3 separate regions of the Mus musculus genome follow, and all the other regions are linked to region 1. The links are chromatin loops, found by intact Hi-C in ENCODE. Cell type or tissue: gastrocnemius. All regions are shown on one strand.

Region 1 (2,500 bases):
AAATGTGAAAGGCAAACTGAAGAAATAGCAAAAATTGAACTCGAAGCTAAGACCTTAAAAGGCAGGGCTCAGCACTGCAGATTCAGGCCTAGAGCCCAGTGACAAGACAGCAGAGGGCACAGGAAAGACCTGCACTGGAAGAGACCCTTGTTTGCAATGAGCCACTCCCACGTTTGATGTGTTGCTTTCTGTTCTTTTGTCCTCTTTGTCTGCAGTCACACAGAGGCTGTAGACAGATCCACTCTAGGTTCAGGTTATATTTTTTTCCCCAGCAAAATTAATTCCAGATTCTCTGAGCAGTGAGTCTGACCCAGTAGCCAGACCATCCCCACCCTCAACAAGGCTAGGACTCTCTTTGAGAGTGAGTAGCTTTGCATACCCTTATTGTGATTCATGAGATTATATTCCCTTGTTTACTTGGGTTGATCACCAAAGCTGCACAATAGACTTTATTTTAAAGGTTAGCACTAGCCTAGGTAAATATGAAGCAAAACAAGTCAGGGGTTTGCCTCAAAATATCGTAAAGGAAAGACATTTTGGCATGTATTAATGAGTCAGATGGGTTCTGTACTGTTCATTTTTAAAGCTAGGTGTGGAGTGCACACAGCGGGTTTATCATCTTCTCTGCGTTTTTTTCTGCACATGCTTAAAATCTGCTATAATAAAATGTTAATAAAAACAGCATGTTCTGTTTTAAGTGCTGACCTAGAATTTTAGGTAGCCAAGGATCAGATCTTAATGGGCTTACATTTATCTATGAAGAGGCTTTTTAGCTTTTTCCCATCATCAGCTTGATAAGATGAATTATTCTGGGGCACCATAACCTCTTTTTAATTGGTCTCTCTGAATAATAGGATTGCTGTCTATCTTTCCTTTCATATTCCTTTCCAAATTTTCAGACTTTTTTCACATGAGTGACTATTTTCTTTAACATTAGGAAAACCAACAAATCTGTTATCAGTAAATAAGTATTACTAAGAAATATTTATTATCCATATGGACTCACTGAGCTTTCATCTACACGATGGATTTATCTCATATTTAATGTGAAAAATGATTTGAAATTTTACAGATGGCAAGAAGGTATGTATTTCTGTCCCCTAATGAATAACAAAATAACGGGTAAAACTTGGAAGTTTGGGAGGTCTGAGGAGCAGTCATCCGGAATGGAATGTACTTCGAGTTAAAGAGACTTCTTCCTAAGAGATGGGACAGCTGAATAAAAACATTAAAAACCTGAATAGATGCAAGGATGTGTTTGCGGAGGGAAATGTTTATGCCATTACCTCAGTCCTGAATGTCACTAGCAAATACTGCAAAGTAATGAAGGAGGCCATTAAAGTAGGGACGGAAAACCATCCTCCAATGTTTCAGGAGACACTCTGACATCTTAATTATATTCTGCCACCTAGTGACTGAGGAAGATGAACGTACTTGCTTAGCCAGGCTCCAAGTGCACACACAGGGCAGTCCTGCACCTCTTGGTTTCAAGAGTCCTGGCCTGACCCACAGGGATTGGGCGTGGGGTGAGAGTGATTCTATCAGCACTGGTGTGCCTCGACTGCCATCTGCTCACTACTCCTACTACAACTGTAAAGGAACCTACAGATATGGCTGAAGCTGCAAAGCTCTCTATTGCTCCCAGACCAAGGAGCTGGAAGTCCTCTCTCCATCGAAGCACAGCTCCCCAGCCCAGGGCTTCCTCAAGCTCTTTGTAGAGGGCTGTCAGGTTCAACAAACTAAACTAATTTCCATTTGGGTATTTTTAATTCCAAAGTTCCATGATCAGGATAAAGTAAATGTAGTGACTGCAACCAGTAAGATGGGCCAAAGTTTACTCCCAAGTCCTTGAGATCTCACAAGTCTGGACGTGGGAACTGGTATGAATAACCCCCCACATGCCCCATGAAAAATAAAGCAGTGCTTTGAAGTCACATCCTCTGGCATAGCACAATTTCTCTTCCCTTTGATGATGAGGCCCATAATGCATTGCAGTGGTTTTTCCTAGGCTTGACCTCAGCATTTCTAGGCAAGAACCACAGAATTATGTGACTCTCCCAAAGCTCTCCAGGTTCTCCTCTGTCATTGGTCAGCATCCTTGGCACAGTTGCTAATGGACAGACGTTGTGTTATAGCTGTGGTATTTAATAAGGCTCTCCATTCTGTGCAGGAACTGCGGACAGGATCTCAGAACACGCAGCTAAAGCACCAGCATCATCAAGAAGGCTGTGATACCGACCCGGATACCAATAACAGCCTTCGGGGGCTTTTTGAACACAAGATGAAGGCATGCGACACCAGAATAAAGCTTTGGTTGAGAAAGTGACTGGGACAGACTGAGCTATTTTTCCAAATATGCAAACTATCAACATGCTTTGAAACTAAGGTTTTATTGGAACACAGATATATGTCCCTTCCTTTAAGAATTAAGATGTGTTCTACTCTATGGTGGTTCTCACAGAGGCCACATGGTCTGCCAAGTTTAAACGATTAATTCCCC
Region 2 (2,500 bases), 160 kb before region 1:
AAATTTAAAAAAGGGAGAGTTGGCAGCAGGGAGAGGTTGTTTATTAGTGCCAATAAGAACTCAGGGTTAGTTAGGAGCTGGGGTGGGAAGAGAGTTGGGGACGTCTTCACTTTCAGTGCCTTGAACCAATAAGATGCCAAGAAGAATCTGATCAGAGTAACTACCCAGCTCAAGGAAACCACTGTCATTGCTTTGTTAGAACCAATGGCACCTTCTAGAACAGTGGTTTCCAACCTTCCTGATGTTGTGACCCTTTAATCTAGTTGTTCATGTAGTGGTGACCCTCAATCATAAAATTATTTCGTTACTACTTCATAACTGTAATGTTGCTGGTGCTATGCATAGTATTGTAAATATGCAGGATACCTGATATGAGACCTCTATGAAAAGGTCTGGGGTGTGGGTGGGGGTAGGTGTGGGGGCAGGGTTGTGACCCCCAGGTTGAGAACCGATGTTCTAGACTATGCTACCAGAGAACATTTTTGTTGTTGTCTTCCTGTAAGAAAAAGCAAAGCAGTATTTGAAAGCGTTCTATTTGAAGAGTATGTCACAATGTAAATCATTTTTTAAAAATATGCACTTTGAAGGCATGCTATGTTTTAAAGACACTCCATTAGAAGAAGTAGAAAACGAAAGCAAAATTTTAAATCAAGTTTTTACTTTATCCACTGGTTCTCTTTAAAGAATTCCTTGTGGGTCACGCTGAGTCTTAATAAGTGGGACACTAAGTACTGCCTATGGATACCAGTAACAGAAAAACAATTGTGTTGACACAACAGGTTTTACAGATGGTATTTTCTAAGTTTTTTATTTGTTGAATGGACAACTTAGGATTTGTGGAGCTAGAGCTAGAGAAAGAGCTGATGAACTTCAAAACAGGCTTGGAATGCTTAACCGGTGTCCTTTCTAATGAACTGACTGCTAGTTCATTGACAACAGCAGATCTAAAAGGATTCTGCTCGCAGGCCTCCTGTGGCTGGAACACTCCAGCTGGCTAGCTCTGCAGAGATCTGGCCCCAAGAGGTCTCGCCGCTTTAAGCGTCCTAGGCCTTGGACACGCCCACCAGAAAGCCAAACACAAAGCGCGGTGTCTGCTGGAAGTTGTAGTTCCAGACCCTAGCAAGTCTTGACTCGTCCTCTCCTTCCATTTCATTGACTCTTAACAGACCACAGACTCTGAGACCGCTTCAGATTACGCATTGATCATTTCAAGGTATAAGATGAGAGGAATTTTCTTTAATCACCGGATCTGGGCGCTGCTGCTGCTGCTGCTTAGAAAGTATCTGGAAGGCGCGCATGCGCGTGAAGGTAGACAACACAGCCTCTGACTCCCCTAGAGCTGGGATGAAGGGGACTTAGGCCCTGTATATAGTAACAGTTTGTGATAGTGTGGTTTGCAGGTTGTGACGGAAACCGAGGAAGGCAGACGGTCACGTTAGGACCCCATCTGGACTTCTAGGACACTTCCACCTTCTAGTTGTTCCCAATTTGCAGAATTGCAGTTTTTTCCATATCCCTTCATCTCTTTATGGAAAGGCTTTCCCTGCGGCGTTGTGAAATCCTCAGCTCTTCAGCCAAGGCCTTTTAGCCTGCCTGGAATTCAAACTGTCTCTCCTTGCCAGCTTCAGGTCATTCCAGGCAGCAAAAGGCACGGGCTGTACAGGCGTTGCTACTGCTGCTCTTCCTCGTCTTGCAAAGCTGGAGCCAGCCAGATAGAAGCTTGGATACCTGAAGCTTAGAAAGTGTTTGGAAGGAACGCAAGCGATGCGCATACATGATAGATAAGTAAATGCATAGATTAGATGTCTTTAATTCTTAAAGGGCCTCTCATAGCTTTCCTGTGTTCTTTGAGGTGGCAATTGTTATGCAAAAGAGCGGGTGAGAATCTATGACTGTAGTCAGTGGCAGAACCGCCAAACTGAAAGTTGTAGGAGTTACAAATCTGCTTTTCCATCATATCAAAGTAGACAGAGCTAAAGGGGACCAAGGCTGCACCTGATGTTGACTGCCTTTCTGAATAGCCAGTCCAGACCACAGCCGCTCTTAAAGTAGTGAGCAATTGCCTTTCAGTGAGTGAATCTCCTTCCAGCAAATACAGAGGATGTTGCTTGGAGACATGCTTAAGACTGAGCAAACACGTTGTGCTGGACTCTGGAAAGAGAAGCATTAGATTTTAGCTAAGGGAGTGACCAGGTTATGCTCTAAAGTGCCCTTCATTTCTCAGAGAGAAGAGTGAGCCACACTGTCTGTGTATTTGCAATCTCCCATTCTGCAAATGTAGTGCTGTTATTCCTTGCATCAGCAATGCTAACACAAATGTCAAATAGGCATATAAGTGATGAAATCCCCTGGCCTTGTTGCCCATGTCTCTAACCTCAGCACTGGGAAGGCAGGCAAATAATAGATCTCTATGAGTTCTAAGTTAGCCTGCTCTATTATCATGAGTTCCAGGCCAGCCAGGGCCTCCTAGTGAGAATCCGTCTCAAACAACAACAAAAAA
Region 3 (2,500 bases), 77 kb before region 1:
GAGAGAGAGAGAGAGAGAGAGAGAGAGAGAAAGAGAGAGAGAGAGAAAAGATGGGGGAGGGAGAGGGTAAAGAAGGAAGGAGGGAGCCAAACAGGTAGGAAGAAAAGAGGCTGGGAGAGAAGGAAGAAAAGAAGGAAGGGAAGAGAGAAGGACGGAAGGAAGGAAGGAAGGAAGGAAGGAAGGAAGGAAGGAAGGAAGGAAGGAAGGAAGGGAAAATTCACATGATTTACTTTCTAGAAGGTATTTTGCCCAATACCTTCCTCTATTTTCTAAAACTTGGACTGTACATGAAAAAGGGGAATAAGGCAGCATGCTGTGTTAGCAGCAGATAAATTCTAAAACTCTGGAAGTAAGTTCATTATGGAATTCAAAATCTTCAGATCATGTATAAATTTGTAATTCTTACAAATGTTTGGTTTGTGATTTTTCATAAAGTCATGGGTTGCTTTTATGATAAGGAAGCAGCTAGTGTCATACTTTTAACATTATTATTTTACAAGATGACAGATTGAAAACTAGACAAAATCATGCAGGAGGCATCTCAGCAGAGTCAGGAATCTGGGCATCCCTCTGCCAGACAGGGTTTGTTTTCTTGACCGGAACTCTTCTCAGAAAGAGATGAACTCTGGTGAGCCTGTTGTTTATGTGACAGAGCCCATCAGTTTTGTTCTCCACGCACCTTCTACTCCTCTGGGACCTCTGTGCCTCTAAGCAGCCTCTGAGCTGCCACAAACCTACCTCTTTCTCCATTTCACTTTAGGTTCTCTTGCCAAGGCTGCAGAGATTGGCTCTGCTACTTAACTGAGCTGGGATGTGCTATTAAATCTCTCACCCATAAAAGGGAGATAATCCTCCCTTGGAGTGGAAGAAGAAATTATTCACGGCATTGCCACATGCCTCTCTCTGCCCGTCTCCCAAGAAGACTTAAGCACTAACCCAAGCTGTATTTTTGTAACTGTGTCTGCGAATGGTGGGGACTCTGGCTTCAAAGCCACAGCGACTGTGGTTCCCCTTTTCTGCCCTATCTATGCCCCTGGGGAAAGGTAATCAGCAGAGCAAAACCTTCAGTACAGAAAGCGACAGAGCCACCTCACAGTCACCCCTTTGATTTCCTGCCAAGTAGACTGGGACAGCCCACAGCTTGAATTTAGGTGAAGGGACAAAAAAGGATTCTGACAGCTTCGCTGAGTTCATATCACAGGGATCTGTACTGCGGTTTTGACATAAGCCTGGCTTTCTCTTCATATTAGGAGATCAGGATGCACTTCTTCAAAATGCCGGATATCACGAGCTCTCACAACGGTATGGAAAGACCTCAATGAGACTAACAGTGAACCCCTTAGAGAGGCTTCTAGGAGGAGCTCTCTCTCCTCTTCTGTGTGTCCCCTTCCCTCCTCTCCTTCTTTTCTTCTTCCTTCTTCACTTCGGCCTCAGAAGCAGCCCTTCTCTAGTCACCATAACCTTCACCGTACTGACCTGTAAGGCCTCGATTTACCAAACCATGAGTGCTATATTTTCCTCCTGCATTTAATTCCCAGTGCCAAGCATGGAACCTGGTTTACTGTGCTCGTTTAGTATTTGACAGATTGAAAGAATGAATGAATGAATAAATACCTCTCACACTAAGTGTAACTCTTTACTTATACTAACAGATTTTCTAGTGGCCCTGCTATAGTGGCTCCTGTCTCAGTTAATAAGCTACTCAAGCTTTCCAAGTTTTCTGTCCATAAAATGTACTGAGCCTCTTTCTCTAACAATTCATATCTAATCCAGGAACAAGCCCAGTGGCTCACGTTATACCCAGTATTCAGCCTCATTGTTGAATGAATACTGAACGAATGAATGAATGAATGAATGAATACACTATAGCAAGGTCACACCTAGAAAATCCGTTAGTGTAAAGAGTTACACTTAGTGTGAGAATGAATTCATTCATTCTTTCAATCTGTCAAAGCCAGTAACTTCTAGAGTCTATTTTTAATACAAGAAATCATGTTAAAAAAACAAAACAAAACAACATTAGATCAGCTTACTTTGGTGTCTAAAACGTGCCAATGGCTTCTCATTGTGCACAAAGACAAGCCAACATCATTACCAAGACCCTCACATCTTCCATTCCTCCCCCTCGTTGCTCTGACTTCACCCCCCACTTTCCCCAGACAAGCCAGCTTGGCTCCAGCCATGTCTGCCTCAACTTAATTGTTCAAGCCTGCCAGACATGCTCTCACCTCAGCCCTCTGGAGTGCAGGTTTCCACCCCTTAGGTGTTCCAGCCTGTGGCTATCAGACGGACTTATCTCTGGGGCTTCTAATGGCAGACATTCTGGCCAGGAAATTTGAAAGGCAAGTTGAATCTCCTTGTAACAAACAATCAGTCCAAACCCTCCATCCACATGGTCACAGAAGGCCTGGAGGCTGGTAATGTAGCTCTGTGGTAGAGGCTTAAATAACGTGTGAAGTTCATCATTGAGCCAGCATTGAGAACAGTCGAGATATTCTCT

Evidence for each region. Hi-C counts contacts between places; a loop is a spot of excess contacts. Peaks named below come from ENCODE experiments on the same cell type or tissue, not always from the same donor. Only the 100,000 strongest peaks of a DNase experiment are listed, where the experiment ranks them.
Region 2: a loop joins it to region 1, with 3 times the contacts of the local background. A loop is called at or near these places in 3 of 42 quality-filtered maps.
Region 3: a loop joins it to region 1, with 2.5 times the contacts of the local background. A loop is called at or near these places in 7 of 42 quality-filtered maps.

What each region holds. Positions count from the first base shown.
Region 1 is chr4:53,353,732-53,356,231 of GRCm38, forward strand. All of the region lies in intron 2 of Gm12496 (a long non-coding RNA gene), which reads right to left. Among named protein-coding and RNA genes, the nearest start is that of Gm52737, 27 kb to the left of the region's middle. In gastrocnemius, a CTCF peak has its summit at 1,414 (motif pointing left); a DNase peak (open chromatin) is centred at 1,501; H3K27ac peaks cover 636 bases.
Region 2 is chr4:53,195,106-53,197,605 of GRCm38, forward strand. No RefSeq gene overlaps it. Among named protein-coding and RNA genes, the nearest start is that of Lexis1, 22 kb to the right of the region's middle. In gastrocnemius, no CTCF peak of the experiment used is centred here; DNase peaks (open chromatin) are centred at 1,083, 1,269 and 1,592; H3K4me3 peaks cover 1,487 bases; H3K27ac peaks cover 1,905 bases.
Region 3 is chr4:53,277,162-53,279,661 of GRCm38, forward strand. No RefSeq gene overlaps it. Among named protein-coding and RNA genes, the nearest start is that of Mexis, 8.2 kb to the left of the region's middle. In gastrocnemius, no CTCF peak of the experiment used is centred here; a DNase peak (open chromatin) is centred at 1,065; H3K4me3 peaks cover 391 bases; H3K27ac peaks cover 335 bases.